2 separate regions of the Homo sapiens genome follow, and region 2 is linked to region 1. Evidence: chromatin loops called from intact Hi-C (ENCODE). Cell type or tissue: OCI-LY7. All regions are shown on one strand. Each heading gives the region's core, and the rest is flanking DNA. Links, peaks and the distances in the headings are about the cores only. Region 1 overlaps INCR1 (interferon stimulated noncoding RNA 1). Region 2 holds the start of RLN2 (relaxin 2).

Region 1 (15,315 bases), core at 3,243-11,242:
TTTCCCTATGTCAAGTACAAACTTTCACCTGTGTTTTTATGAGAATCTAAAGAGAAACTACAAGAAAAGTGTACTAAGTTAAAGTTTGAAAAGGCACTGGGTTTGCCAGCATCCTGCCTGCCTAATCAAACATCATGCAGCTCCAGCACAGAATGCATGACTGAGCTGCGTCAGAACATGTGAGGTTCATGTGATTGGAGGAGCTGCCAGCATCTTTCCACTAGTGCTCTGGGGAGTTGTCTTCAAGAACTAACGTCCTGAAGGCAGAAAACTCAAGGGTGGGGAATGAAAGGGGTCTTTCCAAAATATAAAAACTTTTCTGAGTGTTCTCAAAATGAAGACAAAGAAAGAACAGCTTCTGTGTGTGAGTATGTTATAGTGGAATGTGACATTTGAAAGCTGTTAGGGAAAATGCCAGTCTGGCAGGCTACAGCTGTATCCCCTGAGAAGCACAATGGAAAGTTTAAGTCCAGGTTGACCAGAGCCTCTACTTTCTTACACTCATCAATGAGACAGGGTGATTCACTGGACTACCCTGACACAGTCCCCTCCCTTTCAAGGCTGTGTGGCATAAAGGCAGCTCATCTAGTCCCCAGGGTGTTTCAGACTCTGTCTTAGGACTCTGAAACCCCCAGTCAGCACTGTGTACTTGTGAGAAATACAAAGTATGTATTAGATATGCTCTACCTTGAGTTTGAGGAATGTATAGTGAGCTGGAGAAATACACCACAAAAACCAAAGCTACATGCAATCAAGTGACTGATAAGTGGGACCAGACCATAAGACCCAAAGGAATTCAGGGTGGGTGGGAGCTCCCCATGGACAGGAGTAGCCCAAGAGAGCAGGGAGGGAAAGAAAAATGCAATTTGGGAGGCCGAGGCTGGCAGATCACTTGAGGTCAGGAGTTAGAGACCAGCCTGGCCAACATGGTGAAACCCCGTCTCTACTAAAAATACAAAAATTAGCCGGGCGTGGTGATGAGTGCCCACCAGTTACTTGGGAGGCTGACGCAGGGGAATTGCTTGAGCCTGGGAGGAGGAACTTCCAGTGAGCTGAGATCACGCCACTGCACTCCAGCCTGGGCGACAGAGCAAGACTCCATCTCAAAAAAAAATTTTTTTAAGTTTACAAAGCATTTTCAAATGTCTTGTTATACTAGTTGAGCCTCACTACCACCTGGTAAAGGGAGTAGAACAAATATTCACATTTTATGGATGAGGAAACTTGGGCTTATAGAAGTTAAGTAACTTGCCTAATTTATCCCATTTCTTTTTCAGTAAAGTTACCAGTTTGGGCTGGGCATGGTGGCTTACACTTGTAATCCTAGCACTTTGGGAGGCTGAGGCAGGCAGATGGCTTGAGCTCAGGAGTTCAAGACCAGCCTGGGCAACATGGCAAAACCCTATCTCTACAAAAAATACAAAAATTACCCAGGTGTGATGGTGCACGCCTGCAGTCCCAGCTACTGGGGAGGCTGAGGTGGGAGGATCGACTGAGCCCAGGAGGTTGAGGCTGCAGTAAGTTGTGAATACACCACCACACTCTAGCCTAGGAAACAGAATGAGACCCTGTCTCAAAAAGAAAAAAAAAAAGTTACCAGTTTGGTAGCTTAGGGAGTTACAAGTTTGGTAGCTCATGGAGTTGCCATAGACATAGAATATATTGATTTTTAATCACAGCACACAACAAGATGTACATTTATATCCTTGTGAGTAAGTGAATATGGTTGAGAGAAGAGGTTAGGTTGACAAAGCAACTACTAAAAAATTGTCTTTTTCCCTCTGTCTTATGGGTAACTTGGATGAAAACATAGAAGATGAGCTTATAATATATGATGATTAATAAAGTAGGGAGAGAGAGTCAGTTGGATAGAAGAGTTTCTATTTCAAAATCCCAGGTTGCCACAGTGGCTCACACCTGTAATCTCAGCATTTTAGGAGGCCGAGGCGGGCAGATCACTTGAGGTCAGGAGTTCAATACCAGCCTGGGCAACATAGCAAAACTCCATCTCTACAAAAAATACAAAGATTAGCCAGGTGTGGTAGTGTGTGCCTGTGATCCCTGCTAATTGGGAGGCTGAGGTGGGAGGATCGCTTGAGCCCGGGAGGTTGAGGCTGCAGTGAGCCAAGATTGTACCACTGCACTCCAGCCTGTACAACAGCATGACGCCCTGCCTCAAAAAATAAAAATAAAAAATAAAAAAATTAAGTCCCAGGTTGAATCACGAGGTCAAAACCAAAGAGGTAGAATGAAAGGTCCTGCTTTTGATCCACACACCTAAGATGGAAGAGCAGTTTATTAGCAGTTAATATGAAAAAGTTCTGGGGATTTAATAGAAAAGAATTTAAACAGTATCATACTCATAAACTACAAATGTGCCCTAAGTACAAATGCAGGTTGAATTGAAATCCAATTGCTTAAAAACTAAGGAGGTTGGGCATGGTGGTTCATGCCTATAATCCCAGCCCATTAAGAGGCCAAGGCAGGTGGATCACTTGAGCCCAGGAGTTTGAGACCAGCCTGGGCAACATGGCGAAACTGCGTCTCTATAAAAAATACAAAAATTAGCTGGGCGTGATGGCGCACACTTGTAGTCCCGATACTAGGGAGGCTTAGGTAGGAGGATCACCTGAGCCCAAGGAGATCAAAGCTGCAATGGGCCATGACCTCACCACTGCACTCCAGCCTAGGCAACAAAGTGAGACCCTGTCTCAAAACAAAACAAAAACACTAAGGAGAACTTCAGCAGTGTTGACAGGACACTGTTCAGAACTGGGAACAAATAGTCCTATGGAACCTACTATGTCTAGGCCAGCCTACCTCTAGAATATTTTGTTCTATTCTGGGCCCGACTTGTTAATTGGGACATGAATAAATGAGAGTAGATCTAGAGGGAAGCACCCAAGATGGCAATCGGGCTTGAAGCCACCCCTAGACTAGGAATATTGGAAGAAGCTGGGCGCATTTCTCCTGGAGAAGAATTATCAAGGGAAGACATGAGAGCCAAGATCAATGGGTGCAAGTTACATTGAAGAAGAATTTGGCCCAGAAATGGAAAGAATTCACTAACAACTAGAGCTGTTCATCAAAGGTTAACCTCCTGGTTCCTGGATATATCTACATAGCCTGGAGCTACCATTTTTCAGGATACTCTGGAAAGTATTCTTCCCTTAGGTGATGAATTACAAATCTTCTTACTCTAAGATCCCATAATTCTTCAAACTAGACACTTAACTCCTATGAGCCTCAGTTTCCTGAGAAGACTAAAATGAAATGGCTTGTAAATCCCCTTCCAGCTCTAACTTTCTATGAAGTACTTGGTCCTAAAGGGTACCCTCGTTTATGTTTCACAGAGATACCAGAAACAGGAGTCTTTTATCTTCAACTTGACTCTCAAGATGTTATCCTCAAGTGAACTTTTTTCTACCAGCTGAAATATGTCCTTAAAATCTTTGAGTCAATGAATCATGAAATGAGCCAGGTTTTCAAATCTCATTTGTAGGGTTCCTTAAGAACTATGTCCACTTGCCACATTCTTTTCTGAATATTATTCTTTTTTTCTTCAACCCTGTTTTTTAACCCAAACATCCTGTTTTCAAACATCCTGTTTTCAACCCTCTTTGTATCTAAGGATGGAACAAGGCTGATGACACAGACAAGAAACTTGTAAAACATAGCAAGTATCTGCCTTTTATTTGGTGAATAATGTCAGGACTAGAGAAGGGCTGATGTGAAATTCTGGGCTGGGCTTTAAGGCTTTAAGGCATAGTTTTGCCTCAAAGAATTGCCTCCACACAGGACAAGTCACTGTAAGCAAAGTATGTGGCTGCATCTGGACATGACAGGAGGTGAGCTGGGAAGTCCCTGCCCTTTCCCTGCACATGCACTTACCCCATTTCTCCATCTTTCTACCTCAACACTTCACCTTCAGAGATAATTTCTTTCAGGCCTCAAAGCATTTTTAGACTTTAAGTTCTTTTGTTGCTGTTTATTAGCTCAACCAGGGCCATGTACCAGAACCTGGGGGAAAGGGCCATTTCTATGGAAATGGAGATAGGGTCCAGGCCTATCCTGAGAAAGTGCAATCATGAGGAGACCATCCTGTTCTTTCTCATGTATTTTATCATTCATTTGGTACTAAGCACTGTACTAGGCACCAAGATAGATAGTAAAACATCAGCCTTGTCTTCAAAGGGTTTGCAGATCACAGAAGCCCTCTCTCTCTCTCATCTTTTACATAGATGATATCCTATATAACAAGAAGAGATGTCACAGGATGACTAAAACAGGCAAAGCAGCTGGAATATGTGTGTGGCTGGGGCAGCCCATGACAGGGCCTTAACCCTAGTAATGACGCTGACAGCTTTAGTCACTGAGGGGAGTGGCCAGAACCTGCTGGTTTGGTCAATGGGGGACAACAATCAAGTAAGGGAAAAGTGATCTTATAAGGACTGGAGGGAAGTCAACAGAAAATCTCAGCCAAGTGCCATACATTTTTTTCTATAGAGTTCTATATTTTCTGGAACTCATATACAGAATTAAGTAAGAGTCACCCTGGGCTATATTGGTAAGGGCAAAGAGCTGGAATTTCTTACAACTTTATTTTGAAGCCTCAAGCAGCGGAAGGCAGATGGAAGAAGTAACATGTGGTGGTGGTTCTCAGAATTTTTACCACCCCCAAAACATGGAAGATAATTCCTCACTCTCCGGTCAGTAACAACCACTGACTTCTGCAAAGATTCACAGCCATTTGGGGTACATATCAGAATATCATGGAGAAGCAGGAAGTGGGGAGCAATTTCATAAAGCTTCCTACTTGAGTCTAATATAACCCTTTCCTACCTGCCCTGAGATCTATAGGTAGCTTGCCTGAGTTGAATCCAGCTCTGCCATTAACCAGCTGCATGACTACAGACAAGTCGTTCTCTTTGAACCTTAGTTTCCTCATACATAAAATAACGAACCTTACCTGGCAGTGTTATTGAGAGGAACTACAGAACCTATCACAGTTAGTATATAGCAATATAGCCAGATCTTTTTTTTTTTGTTTTTGAGACAGAGTCTCACTGTGTTGCCCAGGCTGGAGTGTAGTGGCACGCTCTTGGCTCACTGCAACCTCTACCTTGCAGGCTCAAGCGATTTTCTTGCCTCAGCCTCCCAAGTAGCTGGGATAAAGACACCCACCACCAAGCCCAGCTAATTTTTGTATTTTTAGTAGATATGGGGTTTCACAGTGTTGGCCAGGCTGGTCTCAAACTCTTGACCTCAAGTGATCCGCCTGTCTCGTCCTCCCAAAGTGCTCGGATTATAGGCATGAGCCACTGCGCCTAGCCCATAAAGCTAGATCTTAATGAGCAATTAGCTACTAGTACAATAATTTGTTTTAAAAGCTATATTATAGGATAACAGAGTCTACTCAGTCAGCCTTTATGCAAAAGTGAAAATCTTGGGATTCTCAGAAATATGCTCTCAACAGTAAATGCCCTATGTAACAAGGTGCACCAGCTTAGGCTGGGGCCATTGGGCCCATAAAATCTTCATTGTTAAAGTTAAGAAGTTGGGTACAAGGACAGAGAAAAGCTACTATTCCCAAGTTGCCAAATTAAAAAAATTACCTATCTGGAAGGTAAATTTTTTTTACCCCTTAACAGATCTTTAAGTGTATAATAGAAGGGAGATTCAAAATTTACATTTGAAACTGATTGTTTGAGGGGAAAAAATCTAAATAAAAATTTTAACAATCATATAAATATAAAGCCAAGATCTTAATCTGGAATGGGAAGGTTAAGACCATTCATTAATTCAACAAATATTTACTGAGCAGCCCTGAGACTGTTTTCCTTGGGGTCTGGGAAGGGGAGCCATGGTCAATGGACTCTTGTTATCTGTAGGAATATTGATCCCTACCACAAGGTAGAGGGACAGGGAATAAAGGGGAGATAGTCCTCCTATGAGATAAAGGTAGGGGATGTTCTACAGGGCCCAGTTTTATATTTTTCTTTTCTGCCTTGTTATTTCTTCTCATGATTTTCTTTCAGTAAAATCTCTTTCCCACATCTCTTTCAGTAAAATTTTGTTAAATGATAGTCTTGTTCTCTGTTTTGGGGAATTACAAGATGGACTCTTAATGGGGCTCTATTAGTAGATGGTAAGAATTCCTGGGAATTTCCAGAAATTCTTTGGGAAAAGTCAGAGACTAATCTTCTCACAGTTACATAAGGGGATGAAGCTGAAAGTTATTTGGGCATTAATTAGAAGTGTGGCCCACTGAAGGCTGGTGAAATCTGGACACCTCTGCTATACATGGTCCTTGTGGATGGTTTGAATGATATTCCCAAATTGGCTGGGCACATTCCCATGATATCAGGCCGATGGGCATTAAAAATGCAAATTAGTTCACATGCTGGGGTACAATGCCCTGAACCAGCTGACTTTAATGGACTGCAGATTGCCAATCCAAGGCTATGTTCTTTCATTCCTTTCCTTGCCTTACTTACTTATCATTCATCCTTCCCCTAAGTTCTCTTGGGCCTATTGCCCAAATAAAAGTGAAGAAGAAATTAACACATATGAAAGCGTGCTATGCTAAGTACCATGTGGGGTGTGTTTTGCATGAATTATTTTACTTAACCCCTTACAACACCTTGGCAAGATAGGCAGGATTATCCCCATTTTATTGATGAGAAATGAAAGCTGAGAGTCCTATCTCCCAAGTAACACAGCCAGGTATTATAACAGTCCTGGGGTCCACATACAGGCTTACATAACTCCAAAGTTCTTTACATCATACCACCAAGAAAAATGTATTTTAAGATTCACCTAATTAAAACATAATTAAGAAGAACAATGTATTGGGAGAGATGCTTACTGTTTCTAAGCAAACATACGTGATTGCCTATCAATGAACAATGACCTCAAGCTGTAACTCAAACCGGAGCTGCAGGGGGCTCAGATTCAAACACTTCCTCTCCACTTACAAAACTGCCACAAAGGAAAATGAAATGGTAAAAGGCAGTTTCTGCCAAATCTTGGCAAAACCAGCTAAACTTTCTTGGTCAGTGGGAGTAGAAGGGGTGATATCTCTCTGTCCTGAGGAATCAAAAAGTTGCCTACCAGGTTAATACATAATACAAATCTGACATTTCAAACACAAGTTGTTTTACATATCTGGGCTCAACAGTTTAAGTTTACAAAATATCCCCACCCATCCAAAATCATGTGTCCATATAAAGGCACATCTGTGGTCTACAGTTGGATAATTCACAGCCCTCTTATCTAGCACTGGTCATTAGAAATTAGGGCGGCTGTGTTACACAACCATGCAGATGGTGCCCCCTAGTGTTGCACAATGACAAAGCCCTGAAAGCAACCACCTGAAAGCACAATCTAGACGGGTGCTTCTCAAACGGACTGTGGTAAAAAATTGTTGTTACTTTGTTTTTTTCAACCTCCAATCCTTCACAGACCAATACTTTTAAAAGCTATAATAAAAATAATTTAGCAGAAAAATTAAATAAGTAAAGGTATTACAAATAGAAGACTTAATCTTTTTAACCATTAGATTCAATAGACTTAAAATTATTCTGTGAAATTGCTCTAAAGTTTCTACACTCAGTTCCTTTGCAGACCAGGAACAACAGTTTGTGGATGGGCACGAATGCACAGATCACGCTTTGACAAACACTATACTGCTTCACTTTTTTTCTTTCTTTTTTTTTTTTTTGAGACAAAGTCTCACTCTGTCGCCCAGGCTGGAGTGCAGTGGCGCGATCTTGGCTCATTGCAACCTCCGCCTCCCGGGTTCAAGCCATTCTCCTGCCTCAGCCTCCCAAGTAGCTGGAATTACAGGTTTGTGCCACCACTCCCAGCTAAATTTGTATATTTAGTAGAGACGGGGTTTCACCATGTTAGTCAGGCTGATCTCAAACTCCTGACTTCAGGTGATCCGCCCGCCTCGGCCTCCCAAAGTGCTGGGATTACAAGCATGAGCCACCACACCTGGCCCATTGCTTCACTTTCAGTTACAAAGACTTACCATGGGTTCCTTCTAAGGTACATTGAACCACTTGACCCTCAATGTGGTGTCCACCTATCAATTAACTACAAATTCTTTCTTTCCTCTTTTTTTTTTTTTTTTTTTAACTCAAGCAACCCACAGGCCGGTTTAAAGTGGTCTTTAATTACTGAAGACTTTCCCTTATTTAAAGAAATAGGGGAAACTTGGAGGTCTAGATTAGATTTCTTTCCAACGGTTGCTATGTAACTTTGTGACATTTGAAAGATTAAAGTTGCTTCTGACGGCACTACAGTAGAACCTCAATATTTGCATGTTTCTTCCTTAAATTTCCCCTTTCCCTGACACTGTACATACACTTTCTAAAATTTGTTTTTTAATTTTTACTTTTCACTTTTCAATTTTTAAGGAAATAGAGATGGGGTTTCACCATGTTGCCCAGGCTGGTCTCAAACTCCTGGGCTCAAGCGATCCACTCGCCCCAGCCTCCCAAAGTGCCTGGCCCCTGTAGGTACACTGTTAACAGAATCAGATACCAGTAGGAAAATGGTAAAAAGAGAATATGTAAGCAGAGATACCAATTTGTGGTAAGCATTCAAATTGGTTCTTATGTAGTCCTATTGTGGAATTTGATTTAAAAGCCAAAACAGACATCACTATATGTCCCCTTTATATCTTTCCTTCATCATCCTTGTTTTGTGGTAATATGCTTCTCTATCATCCATTGATAATAGAATTACAACATTATGGATTTTCTATGCTGATTTATCAGAAATAGATTGGGGTAATGGTGTTATTTCTCTTCTGTTTTCCCTCCCACAAAGTTTCCCTCTGTGCACCTCAAACTTACTCTTTAACCTAATCTTCTTTTGAGGGAAATTACTCAATGGTTTTTAGGGAATCAACTGAGCTCTGACCTCAGGGATCCACCAAAATCAGCCAGCCCTTCACTCAGTCAAGTTCAATAATTATTTTCCACAGGTGCTAAAACCCCAGTTGAACCTGGATATTTTCCCCCTTAATATCCCCTTTAGAGAAAAAGAATCAGAGAATCCCACATGTAGAGGAGTGAGCAGATAACAGAAACCCTGAAGCCTTCCAGATTTAACTGTTCCTGCTGTTCCAATGAGCCACCTGAGGCCACAGCGGGAGAAGATTTAACACAGGAAAGACAGTGGCTTTTACGGGCTTTGGAGAAGGGCCAGGGTCTCAAGGGAGATCAGAAAGTGTGTAGAAAGCCCTGTCGTTACTAGGAAAATGCAGGTATCAGTGCCTGACAGACAGTAGGTGCTCAATATATACATTATATAACCGAATGGTACAGTGAATTGGCAAAAGAAAAAAAGCAGAAAAGATGAAAGTGAAGCTAGGACAGGTAGAGATGGGATTACCTTTCTTTCCTCCTAGCATCTTTTTTAAGGGTTATTTCTTTTTATTTTCCAGCTGCCCCAGGGTGATTTTCAGTCACTATCTCCAGGCTGAAGCCTTCTTGATCATTCCTTTTTCCAACCTTAGTGATAGCTAGCCTAGGAATGCTACAACTCCCAGGTGGAGATTCAGGTTAAGCGAGACTGGGTCGTAAGAAAAAAAGATGGAGAGAAAAGGAAAGGGAAGCAGAGGAGTCTGCATTCTGCATTCTCTTCCTTCCGTTTTAATTTTGCCAGTTGTTATGGGCAAGTTAAATTCTTCTCATGTCTCTGTTTTTCATAACTGGGAATTATAGTTAATATAACTGAGGCACAACTGATAGTAGATCTGTGAAAGCATAAAGGGAAATATAGTGTTCAGCAATATCTAAGGAATATGCTTCAAAGCAAACCTTTGCTTCTTACCAGGTGTCACCTAAACCAGCGCTACTCACACTTTGATGTGCAACATAATACACCTAGAGATCTCATTAACATGCAGGTACTGATTCAGTAGGTCTTGGATGGGGCCCAATATTCTGCAATTCTAACAGTTGCCTGGTGATATGGTTTGGATGTTTGTCCCCTCCAAATCTCGTTGAGATGTAATCCCCCGTGTTTGAGGTGGGGCCTGGGTGGGAGGTGTTTGGATCATAGGAGTAGAACCCTCATGAATGTCTTAGTGCCATCCTCTCGGTGGTGAGTTCTTACTCTGAGTTCTTGCTCACCCATAAAAATCCCTAAACTATGTACGAGGCTTGGAGAACTTCTGGGTTGGTGAACACATTCACATGCCAGGAGGGTGATGCACCCCAACTCTAAGGGGAGTGGCGGCCCTTCCGGACCTTGCTCTGTGTACTTGTTCATCTGGTTGTTCATCTGTATCCTTTACAATAAACCAGTAAATGTTAAGTTAAAGCATCTGAGTTCTATGAGCCATTATAGCAAATTATTGAATGTAAGGAAGGGGTCTTGGGAATGCCCAACTTGTAGCCAAGTTTGACAGAAGCGTGAGTAACCTGGGACTCACCATTTGTGACTGACATCTGAAGTGGGAGAAGTCTTGTGGAACAGAGCCCTTAACCTGTGGGGTCTGATGCTGATCCCAGGTAGACAGGGTCAGAAGTGAGTGAATTGAATTGAAGGACATCCAGCTGGTGTCTGGAGAGCTGGAGAACTGGTTGTTGGTGTGGAAAAACAAAATACGTTTGGTATCAGCAGTATTGTGGGTAGAGTGATACAGTTTTTGTTTTAGGCTGAATTTGGAAACCCAAATGGATAGGCAATCTTGATACAATCTTTTCAATGGGGCTGATTTGATTGCTTTTCTTTTTTTCTTTTTTTGAGACAAGGTCTCACTATATTGCCCAGGCTGGCCTCGAACTCCTGGACTCAAGCAATCCTTCTGCCTCAGCCTTCCAAAGTGCTGGGACTATAGGCATGAGCCACAGTGCCCAGCCCTGATCTGCTTTTCAAGAATTCCTCAGTTGTTGCCATGTAACTGTCTCTCTGACAAGACTGTAAGCTTCCAGGAGTTGGGATCAAGACTTAGCCACTTGCACCTCTCTGGGACTGTGGGATGCTGTGTGAAATGTAGTAGGTACTGGATTTGCAGGGAGTTTTCAGCTGTCAAGGGCCTTGGTAAAATAAGGAAGTGCAAGGGGCCAATAATTCTTGGCTAAAATATCCAGAATTTCACTCTGGGACTGTAAAAGAGATTCCTCTGAGAAACTTGCTAATATCTTGCAAAACCTCAATCCAGGTTTTGTCTTCTTACATCACCTTGTTCTCATTTAGGTCAGTTTCTGAAGATGCAACTGTGGTTTTGCAGTAAGGGGAACTGAGAATCTTGAATACTGCATGTTATCACGTGACTTCAGGATGAAATATCATTCAAAACAAAACATAAATTAAACGTATTCACACAGAGAGAAAAAGCAAAGCCTAAATTAAATACATTCACACATAGAGAAAACAGAGTATGGTAAGATATCCAAATTTCCAAATTTCCATTTTTCTCTTTGAAGAATTTAATCCTAGATCTCCATAGCCTCAGGTCCAGTATAGCAAACAGCTGGGAAGCTGTTTGACAGCACTTTGGGCCTAGTATCTTGGATCTTTTCATCTAAGAGATTGTCTACTTATCTAGGACCAGACTTGCTCAGAGTGATGTGGAATCATTTTCGAAAAGAATAGAGATAAGGTCTTTCTGACACATCATGAAATTTAACACTGATGACCACCCAAGGACCTATGCTAGAGTCAAGATTTGGGGCCAGGCATGGTGACTCACGCTTGTAATCCCAGAACTTTGGGAGGCCGAGGCAGGAGGATCACTTGAGCCCAAGGGTTCAAGACTACCCTGGACAACACAAACCCTCATCTCTGAAAAGATAAAAATTAGCCGGCATGGTGGTCACACCTATAGTCCCTGCTACTCAGGAGGCTGAGGCGGGAAGATTGCTTGAGCCTGGGTGGTTGAGGCTGCAGTGAGCCATGATCACACTACTATACTCCAGCCTGGGGAACAGAGTGAAACCCTGTGTTGGGGGGACAAAAAAACTGAATTGGGTAATTGCAAAATTTTTCTTTTTAAGGCAATAAAAAAATACTGACTTCATGTATTTATTCCCTGGGTTATTTCTGGAAGGCAGTCAAGCTAGTTAATTTATTTTCCTTTTTAAAGAAAATAAGCCAAAATAAACCAAAAGAAAAAGAAAAAGAATATAAGCCAAATAGCAAACATTAATTTTTTTCAGATTTCAATTGTTTAAAATGCATGTTCATTTTTGAAAAATTTAGAAAGCATAAAAGAGTTCAAAAAAGAAGGATCCCTCCAAATGTCACCAACTAGGCACAATCTTACAGATAATCTTGCTATAGTTTTTCAAATCTTAGAGAAAATCAACACATGAAAAACTGTGTTCATATATTCACCAGGTGAACCAAATGCAAGCTATACTCTTATACTCTGTGGACCAGGGGAACAAGACAAGTAAAAAAATCCAGAAATCTTACATGTCAAAATAAAAATTAAGGATATATGTAAAAATTGGTAATTACTTTAAATGAATGAGAGTTCACACTTCATAATCTCACATGACTAGATTTTTAAAAATAGATTGAAAAGTTTTGATGCACTTGTTTGATGTTTCTACATCTTGGAGGAAAGCTGAAAGCACTTGATACTGGTGGTGTATAGACACACACCTACTCCAATCCACCTGGAGAAGTTAGAGAAACCCCAGAACATGATTTATCAAGTAATTCAGTATCATTTTTTTGAAAAAGTTTGGCTGGAAAATTTCTTACTTACAATACCAGTTATAAGACATTTCTTCTGGCTGTCCACAACATTTTCCTTCTTACATAGCTCCTCTTTCTTAACCTCTTTACCTGGTTCTCAGAAGAAATCTGCAGTGATCTAACTAACTCTGATAACCACATAACGGGCAGATGAATTTATTACCATATGGTATGGAACTGCTTTAAAGCTGAGTTCTGAAGTTTGATTTAAATATCTAAGTTTGAGTCAATATGTGTGCCTTGGCATGTAAAAATAACAGCAACAACAACAAACACTTTTTGTAAAGTTCTTACCATGTGTCAGGCACTATTCTATGTGCTTTATAAATACTAACTTATTTAATCTTTATAACATAATCCTCCTATGAGCTAGATACCATTATTGTCCCCAGTTTACATATAAGGCACAGAGAGTAATTTGCCCGAAGTCACAGAGCTTGTAAGTAGCAAAGCCAGGCTAAGAGCACAGCAGTCTGTCTCCAGAGTCCATACCTCTAATACACATGACTGTCTCATCCAGCAATCTATTTCTCCAGTTGAAAAATTACATTGATTCCTCCTACTCACCCTCCTCCCTCAAAATACCTACTTCTGTAATTAAATGCCACATCAATAAAGCATATTCTCTAACAACCCCCTTAGGTCCATGGAAGAAGCTGGCTATTTGCCAATGAAGCCTTGTTCACTCCCCATCTGGAAAGGCCTGGTGGCAAGTAAGATTCATGTTACTCAAGGGAGGAAGGGGAGTTTTCCTGTTCATTTAGCATAAAGAGTCTCTTAAGTCAAAAAATTTCCTTCCTCCTCTTTCCAGTGTCACCAGTCACACGTGAGAAAGTCATCTCGGTATCAACTTCACATGATCTGCCTCAAACAAAGACAGTTCATGTGCTCTTGATATAGCATTTCTTGCTTCAACTTCACTGCTAACTGCATGTTTCATCTACAGGGAGAGTTTACAGAAATTAGCATGAATTATATAAACTCTGATACTTGGTGATGTAGATAGATCTCATCAGCTTTCATTTTCTTTGCTGGGAGTGTAATCAACATGATTAAAGCAAAGAAAGAAACTCTCAAGTCATTGTATTAACTATTCTGTTCTCTGGATGAGACAACATAAAACCTTGGGATAGTAGAGCTGGAACAGAAATCCAACATCATCCCCCACATTTCACAGATAAGGAAACAGAGTCCCAGAGGGAATTTGTGATGTACATGATAACACAACTAATTTGTGACTTTAAAAAAACTCCTTTTTGGTTTATTTTTAAGAAAAAGAATAGAAATTAACTAACCATATAGAAATAGCTTATGGAATAAGGTTCATGTGGAGCCACCATTTTTTATTGTCTTACACAGAGGTAACTGCAATTATTACACCCCACCACACTCACCCAGTGGCAGGCCAACTAGGGCCCTAGGGCTTACACAGCCCCATGAAAAGGGAGGAGGGCCTGGTCTTTGGTCCCTCAGGTCATTGGGCTGGTCCTTTGGAATTTGGTAGGCCCTACTGCCCTTGGCAGACTGCAGAGATGCTCCCACAAAGTTCTCTCTTTTGACCACAGGTCCTCCACAAGGAATTCTTGCCACTGCTTTGGGGGCCAGAGCACTCAGGCCAGGCCACCACAGACATCTACCTATGCCTCTCCCACTGCAAGTGTCATAGTCTTTGGAAAACTATGCAAAAGTGTGATAACATCCCAAAGCCTTATAGAACCTACTGCAAACCTGTTCCCCCAAGTCCCTATCCAGGACAGTCTCAGGCATTCTCCTTTCCGTTAGGGTCAGGCCACTTCCTTTCGTCTTCTCCTCCAAACTCCAGTTCTTACCATCACAGAGACTTTCTAAAGCAAAGGTTGTAATGCATTTCTGAGACTAGGAAGCCCTCACCACCCAGACATAAAGCCTGAGCTAATAATCTCTCTGTTTCAGGGAGAGACTATAGCAGAAAACAGAGATTCCTGTTATCCTGAACCAATTATTTGTATAACTGTATGTTTAATACCTGATTCTCTTTGGAGTAAAAATTTCATGAATTGAGTATTAGGATTACGTTAAGGTTGCAGTTGGCTTTAGGATCCCTCTGTCTTATTCACTTTTGCATCCCTGTGCCAGTTCAAGGCCTGATAAATAACAGCCACTCAATACATATTTGCAGAGCAAAGAGAGAAAGAGAGGGAGGGGAGGGAGAGAGAGTGGGAAAGACTAACCAAAGTTCTGCAATGGCCCACAGAAATATGAGTATGAGTTAAGGCAATCTCAAAGGAGATAGAGAAAAAGGGATGGGAATGAAGATGAAAACTATTAAGAATTAATAATCTACAGGGCTTGATAAGAAATTTGATGTGGATGATGTGGAAGAGACCAGTCAAGGATAATTCTGAGATGTGTTAATTGATCCACCTGAATGTGATGTGGGCTTGTGAGAGGAAGATGGGGTTTGGTTTTGTTGGTAAAGGATGGTGAATGGTGGAGGGGTTATGGACAATGAATCCAGTTCAGGAAATATTTGTGGGTCTCACTGTTTTAAGTATATGTGAACAGGAATATCAGAATGAAACTGTGAAGTGGGTGAAGTTATCTTCAGAA
Region 2 (15,315 bases), core at 3,721-11,720, 280 kb before region 1:
AAACAGATATATAGATGAATGGAACAGAATGGAGGCCTCAGAAATAAACCACACATCTAGAACCATCTGATCTTCAACAAACCTGACAAAAACAAGCAATGGGGAAAGAATTCCCTATTTAATAAATGGTGTTTGGAAAACTGGCTAGCCATATGGAGAAAACTGAAACTGGACCCCTTCCTTACCTTATACAAAAATCAACTCAAGACGGATTAAAGACTTAAACGTAAGACCTAGGGCCATAAAAATCCTAGAAGAAAACCTGGGCAATTCCATTCAGGACATATGCATGGGCAAAGACTTCATGACTGAAACACCAAAAGCAATGGCAACAAAAGCTAAAATTGACAAAAGGGATCACATTAAACTAAAGAGCTTCTGGACAGCAAATGAAACTATCATCAGAGTGAACAGGCAACATACAGAATGGGAGAAAATTTTTGCAATCTGTCCATCTGACAAAGGCCTAATATCCAGAATCTACCAAGAACTTAAACAACTTCACAAAAAAAAAAACCCCATCAAAAAGTGGGCAAAGGATATGAACAGATACTTCTCAAAAGAAGACATTTATGCAGCCAACAGACATGAAAAAATACTCATCATCACAGGTCATTAGAGAAATGCAAATCAAAACCACAATGAGATACCATCTCATGCCAGTTAGAATGGCGATCATTAAAATGTCAGGAAACAACTGATGCTGGAGAGGCTGTGGATAAGTAGGAATGCTTTTACACTGTTGGTGGGAGTGTAAATTAGTTCAACCACTGTGGAAGACAGTGTGGTGATTCCTCCAGGATCTAGAACTAGAAATACCATTTGACCCAGCAATCCCATTACTGGGCATATGCCCAAAGGATTATAAATCATTCTACAATAAAGACATTTGCACATGTGTTTATTGCGTCACTATTCACAATAGCAAAGACTTGGAACCAACCCAAATGTCCATCAATGATAGACTGGATTAAGAAAACGTGGCACATATACACCATGGAATACTATGCAGCCATAAAAAAGGATGAGTTTATGTCCTTTGCAGGGTCATGGATGAAGCTGGAAACCATCATTCTCAGCAAACTATCACAAGATCAGAAAACCAAACACCACATGTTCTCACTCATAAATGGGAGTTGAACAATGAGAACACATGGACACAGGGAGGGGAATATCACACACCGTGGCCTGTTTGGGGGTGGGGGGCTAGGGGAGGGATAGCATTGGAGAAATACCTACTGTAGGTGATGGGTTGATGGGTGAAGCAAACCACCATGGAACATGTATATCTATGTAACAAACCTGCACGTTCTGCACATGTAACCAAGAACTTAAAGTATAATTTTTAAAAAAGAAAAAAAATAGACAGAACCAGTAAAATACTAAGTTGATAACTACGTCAGTTTACTTTTCTAACAAGTGTTCATACTATTTCAGTAATTTTGCTTACAGAAATAGTTTGCAAATTCTAAAGAAGTGAACATAAATTATGTTCCTTCATTATACTATTTCTTCTGTAATATATGATATGGACTTGTTTGTTCTGTTCTATATTATGTCTATTCCTTTTTATCCTTAAAAAATAATTTACTTTTAAGTTTCTTAGACACTGGAACTGAGAACAGAACCCTAGCTTGAAAAGTACTTGAGTTCCCTTCAGACTATACTAGAAAAAAAGGAAATTAAAAAGGAAAAAAAAGCGTTTGAGTTTATATGGTCTTAACTAAATTACATTGGTTTAGTGTCCAATCCGATTGTTTGCAATGAGTATTTCAATATGACACAAAAACCTTTTGTAATCTATTAGGAAAGGTCAAGTTTTATGGCTTTATCTATATCCAATCTAAGAGTTAATATCAATAAAACATTTTGGTCCATTTCATGTAACTGGTGTTAGGTATTGTTACTACTATATGGTGTTAGGTATTGTAACAACTGTATTGTTACTACGTATGGTTAAAGCGGTAGAGGTTTTATTGTAATTTTAAGTTAACAGCATTAAAAAGAATAACACAACATAATCATGCTGTTAATAAAAAGACAAAAAGGCTTTTCAGCAAAAAAATGTGTCATTTAATCACACAAAGAACATTTTCTTACACATCAAATAAAAAAATCTAAACATCAACAAAGATGTTTAGATATTCTAAGAATTGATGGGACCTAATATCTAACAAAGATTCTTAGATATTCTAAGAATTGATGGGACCTGATAGAAGCATCAGTGAAATGTCATTAAGAATATGTGTGAATATTATACGAGATGTGCACAATTAGCTTCATCTCAGCAAAATCTAGCAAGAGATCTTTTGGTACAACCAACATGGCAACATTTATTAGCCAATGCACTGTAGAGTTGTCTCTTTTTTCGAGAATGAGTATCCAAGCCTAAGTATTTTAATTCTGAAGGACTGCTGTCTGCGGCTTCACTTTGTCTATTGCGAATAAGTTTCTTAAATTCTTCAAAGAGAAGACTGGAATCTTTTAATACAGGTACATGTTGTTGTAGCTGTGGTAATGCTGGCTGCATCTCAGACAGGGTTAACTTCAGCTCCTGTGGCAAATTAGCAACAAATTCTGACATCATATTTATGGTTTCTGTATCTTTGTTGATGAAGGATGGCACAATTTCTGTTAAATTTAAAAAAAAAGGTGTATGTGAGGGTATATTCATGTCAAAGAGCACTCAGAAAAACTATGAATGTTTGCATAGACAAAAAAGCATTGCCTCAGTATAAATTAAACATTGAAACAAAATAAGCAAGCATCCTAATATCTAAACACTTAGCTTACTTACAGTTGGACACCTTAAAGTACCATAATTTTACCAAGGCTCTGCTTTACCCCATTGGTCCTCTCTCGTCTCTCTTCATGATCCCCTCAGTGCTTTTATCATAGTACTTTTGACTCTCCCTGACATTAATCTGTCATCTTTCTGAAGTCATGTAAGTCACTGAAAACAGTTTGACCACAGCTAGTGGTCATTTTCTTGGATTCTTCTTAGTTAAGTCATTTTCTTCCATTGCTATGATTTATGATATTATGAGTTGTAATAGTAACCCTTGAAAAAGATATTACTTTAAGCTATTGAATATTTCATGGTGGGAAGTTACTCCTGGAGGATAAAGTTAAAGAGGCAGAATTTCCAACACCTCTGATCTAATCAGCAGGAGAAAGAAGTCTCTGATGTTCCTTAACCATCTATTTAACAATTTGTCTTCCCCAGAGTATTTACTCCAAAACAATAGTATTTTATATGAAAGAGAGAAGTGGGTTAAAAGAACACTAACCAAAAATCACTGATTTAAGAAGAGATTTGTATCTGCTGTGGAGTATGTGTACTGACTAATGTTTTCTGTTTGATATTTGTTCCAAAGCTGCAGATCATGCACTATGCAAGATCTGTGTGTCTCCTAGGAAGGGAGCCTGTTCTTACACAGCATCCCAGGCTGGCCAAATGTGAAGGCTGGGACTTGGGCTGGGAACCTGCTGGACACCCAGCTGACATCTTCCTCCATCTTTGCACCCATTCAGCTCAGTTGAACATTCATTACCTGTTTCCATGTCTCTGGCACTGCCAGTTAAAAGATATAAATTTATTTAAATGTTTCTTGCTCTCAAAAAGCTTACAGTGAGTTAAACCCTCTCCTAACCTTAACTGTCCTAATTATACAACTTAATAGTTTTATTTCACAAAGAAATTAGAAACACGATGATGTTTAAATTACAGTGAAAACCCATATCAGGTCTTGCTGCTCTTCTTCCTGGACAGGAAAACTCTCCATTAACAAGGCATTACTCTTGAAATAATGAAAATAAAGAGAAGAGGGGAGTAAATCTAAGTGCGGGAGGCAGACACCTGGTTAACCACTGATGCCTGCTGATCAGAGGAAACCACGACCCTTCACCTAGACAGCGGTGGTTCTGGGGCTGATCATTTCCTGAGTTTTCTGGCAAGAGATTCAGTTGTTCCCCTTCTAGCCAACAAAAAAATTCAACAATTGGAGTTTGACAGAGGAATAAAAAAAAACAAACTGTAGTATTTCATCCTTCCTCCCAACACTCTCCCTCATTCATGTTCTAAACTGGAAATGACAGATGAGAATTTATATCGTTTTTGGTTAAATGAGAGGTTTTGGCATTTCCCCTCAGTAAGACATCCTAAGTTTAATTCAATTTCATCATAAAAACCTCTCTTTGATCCAACCTAAACTTTCTGTAGTTGGGGCCTTATTAAATACTGAAAGAAGCTGATGGTAATTTTCTATATACTTAAAGCCAGTTAAATGAGTCAGCCAAAACAGTTATAGTTTGTATTAGGTTTGTTCATAGGCTGTGTATTTTATACTTTTATTAAAATTATATTTTTAAACCTGTTTTGAAATATTTCATAATCCATAACACCTTTAGCTATGGAACCTAGGCTCAAAGAAAATATTCTGTCTGAATTCATACAAATACCCTTATTCACTTATTATTTTGGATGTAAATCTCACTAAAATAGGCCTCTTCTGGTTTAAAGGGTATCTTATTTTTAAAAGGGATGCAGTGAATATGATTTTAGCACATATTGTAGGATGAAATGGATGGCTAACAATGTAATAATGTGGAAGCAAATAGCAACTACCTAACAGTAGAAGTCTGAAAACTCAAATTAATCACAAATTACTGACATGTACTTCCAAAACGATTCCTACCTAGTAATGGTAAACATTTGTCTTAATCTCCACCTGCAGGCAATATTTTCTGAGGTTACTTTCAGTTAAATTATACTGCACATCAATAAAGAAAATTCTTTAAAAATACTTTGTAATCTCATGTCTCTTCAAAGGAAATAAAAATGTAGCCATATCTATATACAAATGTGCTTAATGAAGTATTTTCAGCAACAATTTAGAAATAAACTAAATATCCACCAAAGAATCCTTAAGTGTATGTGGCAGATTTATGACAAAAAATACTACACAGGAATTTCAAATTGTGTTTTGGGATAATAACAATGTGAGAAACTGCTCAAAGTATAATGGTGAGTGAAAATGCAAAAGATATATACATATACCTATCCAAATGTTAACATTTCTTTCCACTTACTTGTTTAATATAATTTCATTTTCTCATAAAATTCACATATACTTTTCAAAGTCCTTAATATCTACGAGTGCTTCTCATTTTTCACGCTGCATTAATGTACATTTGTCTTTAATATGAGCATTACTACTTTTATAGTCAGAAAATGTGGAATAATAAAGCAAATGCAATGCAATCCGGTCTTCTCTACTTTTTATCACTAAATTCCTAGACGTTGTGGTATTTTTGTACTAATGTTATACAAAAGTCATGTAAAAACTGCCATTAAATAAATCAAACTCTAACAATGTAGAAAAGTAAATAACTTTAGAAGCATACTTTAAATCTCATAAAAGAGAAGTAAATGTATTTCTGTTAGAGTCATTTATATATAGTATATGCATATAGCCTATAAAATTTAGTTGCGGTTTATCATAAATTACATGTCATACTAATACAAAACACTTAGTATTTGCAACTGCGGTTACTTTCTCTGAATTTAATATGACCCGTTACACTTCTTAGACTAGTATATACCTCCATGAGTTTCCACTGCTACTTTATAAATACTAAAATATTTTTAAAAGCCATTTCAGATTGAGCTGTACTCAACTCTAAGAGCTTGCCTTTAAAGCAAACCCACTGCAGCTTCCAAATGCTTGAAAGCATCAGTAGGGTCTTCAGCTATGATGGTCTGAACGGCCTGCTTTCCTTGTCTCTGGTCCTCTTGAGTTTCTCCTAAAGGCATTCAAGCCTTTCCTTTCTCTTCCATCCCCTGCCTCACAAATGAACTTCAATACCCAGATCAAAGAAGCGGGAGGTCAGACTCTTTCCTTTGGGATTTTCTGTTTGTTTATTTTAAAGAACGTTTCCAATGGCAAAGGCCACAGCCCAACTTCTGGACTAGGAGAGTCATTAAGTGTAAGGCCCTTCCTGTCTTCCCATCACGGGACCCTCACAGAGACCTCAGAGTGTTGCCCCGTCCTACAGGCGCGCAAACAGGCTTGATAACTAGCGCGCCGCCTCAGTGTTTGTCCCCTCTCCTCTCTATCCGAGAAGCCCTGTTCAGGTGCCCCCACCAGCACGCCCGCTGTCTGGCCGCCTGGCTTTCCTGTGGGGTGCAGGAGTGCGCCCGGCCTCCTGCGGGTCTCCGGGCGGCGTCACCTCCTCTGAGGCTTCCCCTCCCTTTCCACCCCGTCGCTCTGACTGCCTTACGGAAAGGGCACCAAGGAACTCTCGGGTGAAGCAGCTTCCTGTTCTCAGTGCTTTCCCTCCGTCCGGTGAGATTCCCAGTGAGACTGTTTGAATAAAATCACCTGGCAAAGGAAAAGCCCAAACTTTAGGGACCAGCCACGGCTGAGTAGGGGCTGAGCGGTGGCAGCCAATGAGATCTCGAGTCGGACGTGCAGGCCGCCGTTCCAATTGGGCGGCCGCCCCAGAGTAACCAATGGGAAGCGCGGGAAGGCCGGGAGGGGGCGGGAGCTCTCACCTGCCACTGGTCTAGGTGTCTGAGGAGCATCTTCCTGGCTCAGAGACCTTTTGCTCCAGGTGCTCATGCCGCAAATGGCAATCTGCGCGCGAACTAATTCGCGGCCGCATAATTTAATAACTTCCTCCATCCATGAGTCCGCGACTGCTCTGGAAAATTGGTTCAGTAGTAAACAGACTCCTAGCAGGTGGAAAAAAAACAGGCGAGGCATCCTGGGCCTGGTCTCTCCTGGAGGTCGGGACGTTGCAGCCTTTCAGGACTGCAGCTGCTGTGGCCTACACACCTGGGCCTGTGTGCCTGTCCCGGGCTTTAGGCTGCTTTCCCTACCCGGCTCAAGCGGTCTTTTGTATCCCTTGGGCTATCACTCAGCTTTTAAGGCAAGGGTGCCAGCTCCACCCCTTTCCCACACCCCTCCACAGAATTTTCCCCCTCAGCTCTTGGTCTCCCTCTCTGCCTTTCCTTCATTTGCCCATCCCTCTGTCCTTGGCCCTTTTACAGTTGTGTTCTTCTCATTCATTACCCTCAAACAATTTAGTATACTGAGGTAAAGTCATTTTAGATATGAAGCCTTTCCTTTTACACACACAGAAACAAATTTGAGATCACCCATATTCTTACAACTCAGTTTTCTAGAGTGAACATTTGCCAAAAAACCCTTCTAACCTAAATAAGATTATAGATTATCTTGTAAATTGGGTTAATTAGTATAGTGTTGGGTATATCAATCCATAAAAATATAAAAATAGAATGGATGAATAAATAAATTGTTGATGACAGGGAAAACTGATGACTTTTAATCTGAATGCAGGTAAAAACATTAAAATCCCCAGTAACATCATGTTAGGCTTGTGCAGTAATGTCTTTAATTTACAAAACAATTTCTCCATTGCACTTTCCTTCCACTCTTGGGGATAAATTTGATTGTAACTAGTTATCTGAACATTTTAATTTAAAATTCTAATCTACATCTCTGGAGACTGGAGAACATACCACACACACACACACACACACACACACACACACACACACACACAGAGAGAGAGAGAGAGAGAGAGAGAAGAAAAAAAAGCAGTGGAAATCCCACAATCCCACAAAGAATATTTTGGTAACAAATTACAGCACAAAGATATGTTTGTTTGTTTACTGTATTTTGTGTTTGCTGCACCTGGTAAGAGGTGATTTTTTACCATCATTTAATTTAACTTTCTAAAGATCCACACTGTTCTAGGTAATATGGTTAGTAGACAACCCTTCTACCTGTAAATTTTTAGTACAAGTAGGTTCATTTTTTAAAATAACTTACTTGCTTGTGTTCATAATATACTCAGATTAGTTCAGCTCCATCAGATAAACTGGAGACATGCAGGACATTAGGGTAGCTTTGAAATAAAAGAATAACAATCTCTTAGTTACAAACATAACTATGGAATCAAATAATTCTAATTTCTAGATTGCTGGTGATGTCAGTAGGCCCACTTAGCATTGGTCAAATGCCAAGCAATGTGTAATTCTTCAAAAAATACCTGACCAAGACTATGAGATGGTCAGATGCAATCAATGCTTTTAAATGAGTTTTCATTAAAACACGCAGTTTGAGAGAGGCCTCTCAAAACTGAGGTTTGAAAACATTTTTGTGGGTTGACAGTCCTTGTAAAAACAATCCATGTGCAAGGCTGTACTCCAAAGTAATTGGTCGTTAAAAATGTAAATTTCCAGGGATTTCTTTGTTTTTGTTTTTTGTTTTTTTTTTTTTTTTTTAACAGAATTTGGCTCTTGTCGCCAGGCTGGAGTGCAATGGTGTGATCTCAGCTCACTGCAACCTCCACCTCCCAGGTTCAAGCAATTCTCCTGCCTCAGCCTCTGAAGTAGCTGGGATTACAGGTGTGCACCACCACACCTGGCTAATTTTTGTATTTTTATTAGAGACTGGGTTTCACCATGTTGGACAGGCTGGTCTGAAACTCCTGACCTCAGGTGATGCACCCACCTTGGCCTCCCAAAGTGTCCAGGGATATTTTGATTTTTTATGTTGCCTACATGGTTTTATAGAGTCCTTAAAACTGTCCAGTACAATGCCCGCTTTCCCATTTTACAGAAAGAAGAAACAGATTGAGAGTTGTCATGCACTTATTCAGGGTAATTTTGGCCAGCACATATGCCAGATGTGGGCTTACCCTACTGCTAAGGATCACAGGCAAATGCAAGATTCACAGTCTTTACAGGCACAACTAAAAGGCATTTCAAGTCCTTTAAATAAAAAGGAAATCTTTTTAAGGAGAAACAATAAATATGTCCATGCATACAGCTGTCAATTGCTGGAGTTTGGGTTCCAACCCATGTCTACTGGATTCCAACGCCCCCTTTCCTTCATTTCCCTATATCCTAGATCCAGTTCCAGTTGTAGTTCATCTGAATAGTGAAGGTTAATATGTACAGAGTAATGTCTTTGAATGTAGGACAGCAGGAACATTCGAGGCTGTAAGTGCTAGACATGGTTTCCCAGTGTCTCTTACAAGTAGCAGTGTCTATGTGACACAGTTCTGTCTAATACAACCTAAGCACAAGTGTGGAGGTTTCTGGGAAAGCCTTTATTTCCTGATTCTAGCCCTAAGCCTTATTTCTCCTTTCTTTCCTTCCTGAAGCAGACATAGAAAGGGAGGTGAAGTAGCCCTCTTGGGACCATGAGGTGTGGAGCATAAAGAGGAAGGTCTATATGCTTAGACACAGCTGCCTGGGAGGGTGGGAATAGCCTGCTGGCAACATTGAGGGGCTAAATGGGGTTGGATGCTTTTTCTCACAGGCTCTTATAAGTAACTTTTTAAGGTTTTTCTGTTATTTACTCTATCCTGAGATAGATAGATGATAGATAGGTGATAGATAGATGATAGATAGATAGATAGAGGATAGATAGATAGATAGATAGATAGATAGATAGATAGATGATAGATAGATAGTGTGTGTATATATATATATGTGCAAAATACATTTTTATTAAGAAATAAACTTACAGTCATCAGTTTCCTATGAGAGTTTTAGGCATACTTTAGTGGCACTTGAATTAGATAGTCTAAGGATTGAAGTGATTATTTGAGTGTTTATACTAGATGGTTTACCACAGGAAATCTTTGTACCACTGAAAGAGGAGTCATATATTGAAAAGCAGTGAATACAGATTCTGGGTCCAGAAGCCCTGCCTCCACGGATTTTGTGGAGGACAGGATGAGGGATGTGGGTCAGGATGGGCTCTGCCGAGCTGCTTTCTGCATCTGGGGGTGCATCTTTGTCTTGTCCAAGTTGTAAGTTTCCTGGGCATTGCCCTCGTCCTTCTGTGTTGGAATCTCCATTTCATAGAGCACTCCTTTCAGCTTTGTCCCAGATGACAGGTGGCCTCTGAGCTTCTACAGCCCCATATTGAATTCCTTTGCTTGTGGCCTTCTACCTGCACCATCTTCCAGCGCCAACTTTGTCTATAGGGCTTTGCCAACAGTTGTAAGAGAAACTTATTTTTAAAATATATAAAACCCTGCTCTTTTATATTTTACCACTAATCTCTTTTCCTAGTTTTGTATTTTCTACAAAATTCTTATTGTTTCCCATGATCTGTCAACAACAGGCAACTCATACCTGATCCCAATGACAGTCGGTGCTACATTGGATCTGTTTTTTTTCTAGTTTTTTTTTTAAATTATTATTTCATTGAGATTTGGAGAATAAGAAGAAGTAAACACTTTTATTCAAGCCTCCAGTGCTGACTCTCCCCAGATGCCTTTGGAACTGCTCCAGATGTTTATGCTTTCCTTTCAGGTTATCATGCTGCTTTATCCAGAAGAATCAAACAAGAAATGAAGGGCCATCGTGATCTTCAAAAAGTCTTCTTCTCAGCAAACTGCTGGAAATACCTTGGTTAAGAGATTAGGAAAGATAAATAACTTCATTAGTTTTTTCCTCACTTCTTACTTCTACTCAAGTAATAGCGTATGTATGGAAAGAAAGTTCAGAAAGAATCACCCCTGGCCAGGTCTGGTGGTCCCAGTAATCATCACCCAGGCCTCAGAGAAATTCAAAAACAAAAACAAAACAATAAGATGTCACTGTTTGCTTTTATTGGGGTTTGTGGTTTTACTGTTATGCTGGGCATTGGCTCTCACGTGTGTTCTCCAGTCTCTGACCATACAATCCAGCCATTGCCACAATCACATATGGAACATCACAAGGGACCCCAGAGCCCGGCTCTTCCATCTAAATTTAGGTTAAAATTAATGTCAAAGCATCAAGGGTTGATCTGTTCTATAAGGCCTAAAATTAATCCCAACATTATGTGCTGCCCTGACATCTGGTAAAACTGGGATGGCCTCACATGGCCTGACCACAAGTTTCCTCCCTCACTCTGCTCCTGCAAAAAACCCTCCACTCAAGAGAGCCAGACACAGTTCCTGCTTATTCCTGAATAGCAAGTTTCAGCTCTCTGCCAGCCCTGGAATTATTCAAAGAAGGCAGTCACATCCTTTCGTGGTAACCAGGGGTCACCTTACCCTTTTGATACTGCAAAGCCTGCCTCACACGGCCCCTCTTATTCAGTCTGTTCCCAACTGCAACACCCACGTGGCCCTGCATGGCATTTAGTGTCCTTATCCTCCATCCTGTAATTCTATGTAATTAATAAATTTCTGTCAGTCTCATTAGGCCAGTATCACTTGTCATATGTTTGGCCATGTGCGTAATCCTAAGGCAGGAATCCCTCCCACTCCAACAGGGTGAATAGGAGGTGATTAAAACAACCAACTACTACAACATATCTCCTCCTCTTCTTTGTTCCTAGAGGGACAGAGGAGCCAGTTCAGACTGTATATAATGTGTTCTATGGTTCTCAGGATCTCTTTGCTACCTCTTCCCACATCCCTTCTCACTCTCTGCTCAGCGTTGATAGAAAATTAGTCTCTCTAATACAGAAATCATGATCCTTTTGTAACCCCTTCAGCTATTTCCCATTACCCCTAGCATGTAGTCTAAACTTCACAGCTGGCTTCTACAAGGTTCTTTAAGATCCCCTCTTCCTGTCTTCTCTCCAGGAGCATTTTCCTTTCCCTCTTCCACAACCCAGTCCTCAGTCCTACTCACTCCCTGACAGTTCCCCTACATTCCATGCCCTGGACCATCGGCCTTGCCACTCCCTTTGCCTTTCCCTGTCCCTCCTCCGCCTCTCTTTCTTTGCTTATTTTCTTTTCAAAAGCAGATCAAGCATCAACTACATGATGGATCTTTTGCTAACCATCTCTTACACACTCAGCACCGCCCATCCCAGTTCCTCTACAGTCTGTTCCTTTTATCACAGCACTCACAACTCCTTACTTGTAGGTCTTTCCTGCTAGACTGTGAGCTCTTTGGGGGCAGTGGCAAGCACACAGTGGCTGCTCAACACATCTGGGTTGAAGGAAATTTATAGATCTCATAATGAGGTGTGCGCAGCTTCCCTGGGGGTTGTGGGTGGAAGCATGGGAGCACCTAGAAGGCCCTGGCTACAGAGTATAAAATGAACTGAGTCCCCAGATTACTAGAACTAGGGAAAGGCAGAGCCCCTGTAATTAAAGACCCTGTGACACACAGTGAGGAGATCCAGGCTGCCACAGGAGCACCAATCTTAAGGTGAGTCACATCTTTGAGGAGGGGGAGTGGAGTAGTTGTGTTGGGTAAAAGAGGAATCCACAGGATTGTGGATGGGAGAGCAGGGTGCAGGAAGCAGGAGGAATATCTGTATTGGACTAAGGTCTAAGGAAGCAGGGTTTTAGAGAGGGCTTGGGGTTATCCCAGGGCAATCATGCCTAATTCCTCCCTCCACCAATTTTTTGCACCCTATTTAGTTCTGGTCTTTAGGTAGAGCAGGTTAGCTGCTTTAGCTCTTGCATTCTTTCCACTCTAGAAAGAGAACAAAACCACGAGATTCTTGTGTGTGAAGCTGTGTTTGTGTGTAGGACTTTTTGTTTTCAGTAATTTCATACCCTTCCTCCCTGTACCTCTCCCCTACACCCCTGCCCAAACTGCCAAGTTTCAAAGGACTTAGGATCTATACTTATTTCCTAGGAAAAAACTAACATTCCATTGAAGTTCCATTCCTATCATTTAGAGTCTCTTCCTCGCTAGGGTGACAGATCTTTCAGATCCCCCAATCGTGCATGGCTCCCATTCCCCATAGTGCATAGCTTCAATCGAACCTTTAATATTATTACCTTTTCTCTCCTTTCTGAACATATCAGTTATAACTCTTTTTGAACTATTTTTAGAGGTTGCCCAAGAATTTGCAATATACATTTACAATTAATCCAAGCCCACTTTCAAATAACACTAACTTACTTCACTGGAGTACAAGTGTTTTATAATAAAAAGTAATTCTAATTCCTCCCTTCCATTTCTTGTATCATTGCTGTCATTTATGTCACTTAAACAGAAACATACACTAAGATATATATAAGCATACATAATCTAATACATTGTTTCAACTATTATTTTGAACAAAGTGTTCTGTTTTATCAATTAAGAATAAGAAAAATAAAAATTTTTGTTTTACCTTCACTTATTCCTTCTCTGATAGGCTTCCTTTCTTGATTTAGATCTGAGTGTTTGCTCTGGAAAGCCCTACTTGCAGAAACAAATGTGGTTCTAGCAAGAGCTAGATCTCAGTCCAAGAATTCACCATGAGCTCATCTGGCTGGAGAAAAAAATGCACTCTAAGATGATAGGCCATCACCTGACTCAAATAATTGCTTCTTGACATACCATAACTTGCAACAAAGTGAAATCTCTAAGATTAGGAAAAACTGAAGATTGGACCAACAACAGGAGTAACTGAAGGTCAAAACCAAGATATTTTGAAGAATTTATTTCACATGTACAAGATGAGAGTGGGGGGCGGGGTATGTGTATGTGTGCATGTATATGAGTGCATGAGCAGACATGTGATGGGAGGAAGGACATAAACCTCACTGGAACTAATGTAGCTGATAGGGAAAACAGCCGGGGCTCTCATTGGACACATTCTTAATACAAGAATACAATTTTTAAGTACATCACCACTGCCAGCATGCCCAAGAGAAAGGCTGAAGGGGATGTTAAAGGAGATAAAGTCACGATGAAGGATGAACCACAGAGAAGATCATGAGGTTGTCTACTAAACCTGCTCCTCCAAAGCCAGAGCTCAAGCCTAAAAACGCCCATGCAAAGACAGGAGAGAAGATACCCATAGGGAAAAAGGGAAAAGCTGATGCTGGCAAGGAGGGGAATAACCCTGCAGAAAATGGAGACGCCAAAACAGACCAGGCACAGAAAGCCGAAGGTGCTGGAGATGCCAAGTGAAGTGTGTGCATTTTTGATAACTGTATACTTCTGGTGACTGTAGAGTTTGAAATATGATTTTTTTATCAAGTTTTATAAAAATGCAGAATTTTTTTTTTTAGTATTTTTTTTCTTTTTTTTTTATTATACCTTAAGTTTTAGGGTACATGTGCACATTGTGCAGGTTAGTTACATATGTATACATGTGCCATGCTGGTGCGCTGCACCCACTAACTCGTTCAAACAAATTTACAAGAAAAAAACAAACAACCCCATCAAAAAGTGGGCGAAGGACATGAACAGAATTTTATTTTACTTTTTTTTTAAGCTATGTTGTTAGCACACAGAACACTTCATTGTTTTTGGGGGAAGGGGCATATGTCACTAATAGAATGTCTCTGAAGCTGGATTGATGTGGGGAAAACACCTTTCCCTTCTAGTTTTGAGAGACTTCCTCTTGGCTCCCAAGAGGAGGGATCCCCTGATTTTGACACACATGGCCACCTTGGCACAAAGCCTTGTGGTATGGAAAAACAAATTCGTTTTATGTCTTCTTCTCCCTTTCCATCTTTCAGCGTAGACTTAACTCCCTTAAGCCTAGACATCTATTGGGACCTGACCCCCAATCATTGGTTACAAGTGTGTCAGGCAATCTGGACTTTCCAGTGATGCCACTGAGATGGCAGCTGTCAAAAGAGAAGTGGTTCCGTTTCTAGATTGTGGATCTTCAGATAAATTCTGCCATTTTCTTTTCACTTCCAGAAAGTCAGGGTCGGCTTGTGAAAAGTTGTTAAACAACATGCTAAATGTGAAATGTCAACCCTCACTTTAAACTTTCCCTGTTCAGAGCATAAGATGAATACTTCATTGGGTTTTATAGTGGCTTTCTAATTTTTGGTAGTCCGTTGAAGAAGGGAGTATAAAAGTTGTTGTATACTGTTAATGATTTTCTGCCCATGTCCTGCCTGAAATACCATGATTGTTTATGGAGAGTATCTTTAATAAAGCTGGATACAGTTTGCTTGGAAAAAAAAAAAGAATTGCTTGTGCTGCATCCCGTAAGTTTTGGTATGCTGTTTCTATTTTCATTTGTCTAAAAATATTTTTAATTTCCTTTTTATTTCCTTCTTTGACCCATTGTTTAGGAGGAGGGGGTCTAATTTCTACGTATTTTTGAATGTTCTGCAATTCCTTCTCCAAATTAACAATTTGATTTCTAGTTTCATGACATTGTGGTATCAAAAAATACTTGATATGATTTCAATTTTCTTAAATTTGTTAAGACTTGTTTTGTGACCTAACACATGATCTAGCATGAAAAATGTTTTGTGTGTGCATGAAAAGAATGTGTATTCTGCTGCTGTTGAATAGAATGGTCTGTATATGTCTGTTAGGTTCATTTGACCCAAAGTGTAGTTCAAGTCCAAGTTTCC

The links. Hi-C counts contacts between places; a loop is a spot of excess contacts. Peaks named below come from ENCODE experiments on the same cell type or tissue, not always from the same donor. Only the 100,000 strongest peaks of a DNase experiment are listed, where the experiment ranks them.
Region 2: it touches region 1 in a loop (2.7-fold over the local background); 3 of 110 quality-filtered maps call a loop at or near these places.

What each region holds. Positions count from the first base shown.
Region 1 is chr9:5,582,882-5,598,196 of GRCh38, forward strand. All of the region lies in intron 1 of INCR1 (interferon stimulated noncoding RNA 1), which reads right to left. Among named protein-coding and RNA genes, the nearest start is that of RIC1, 39 kb to the right of the region's middle. RefSeq lists enhancers at 7,022-7,211, 11,271-11,390. In OCI-LY7, for the core only: CTCF peaks have their summits at 7,344 (motif pointing left) and 7,553; DNase peaks (open chromatin) are centred at 3,670, 7,330 and 11,240; H3K4me3 peaks cover 402 bases; H3K27ac peaks cover 1,662 bases.
Region 2 is chr9:5,297,814-5,313,128 of GRCh38, forward strand. RLN2 (relaxin 2) reads right to left here and starts at 6,903. Exons shown (of 2, transcript NM_134441.3): 1 at 6,557-6,903; 2 at 2,051-2,631. The coding sequence starts at 6,767. The coding sequence ends at 2,285. It also overlaps the pseudogene HMGN2P31. RefSeq lists an enhancer at 6,779-6,828. In OCI-LY7, for the core only: no CTCF peak of the experiment used is centred there; no DNase peak of the experiment used is centred there; H3K4me3 peaks cover 493 bases.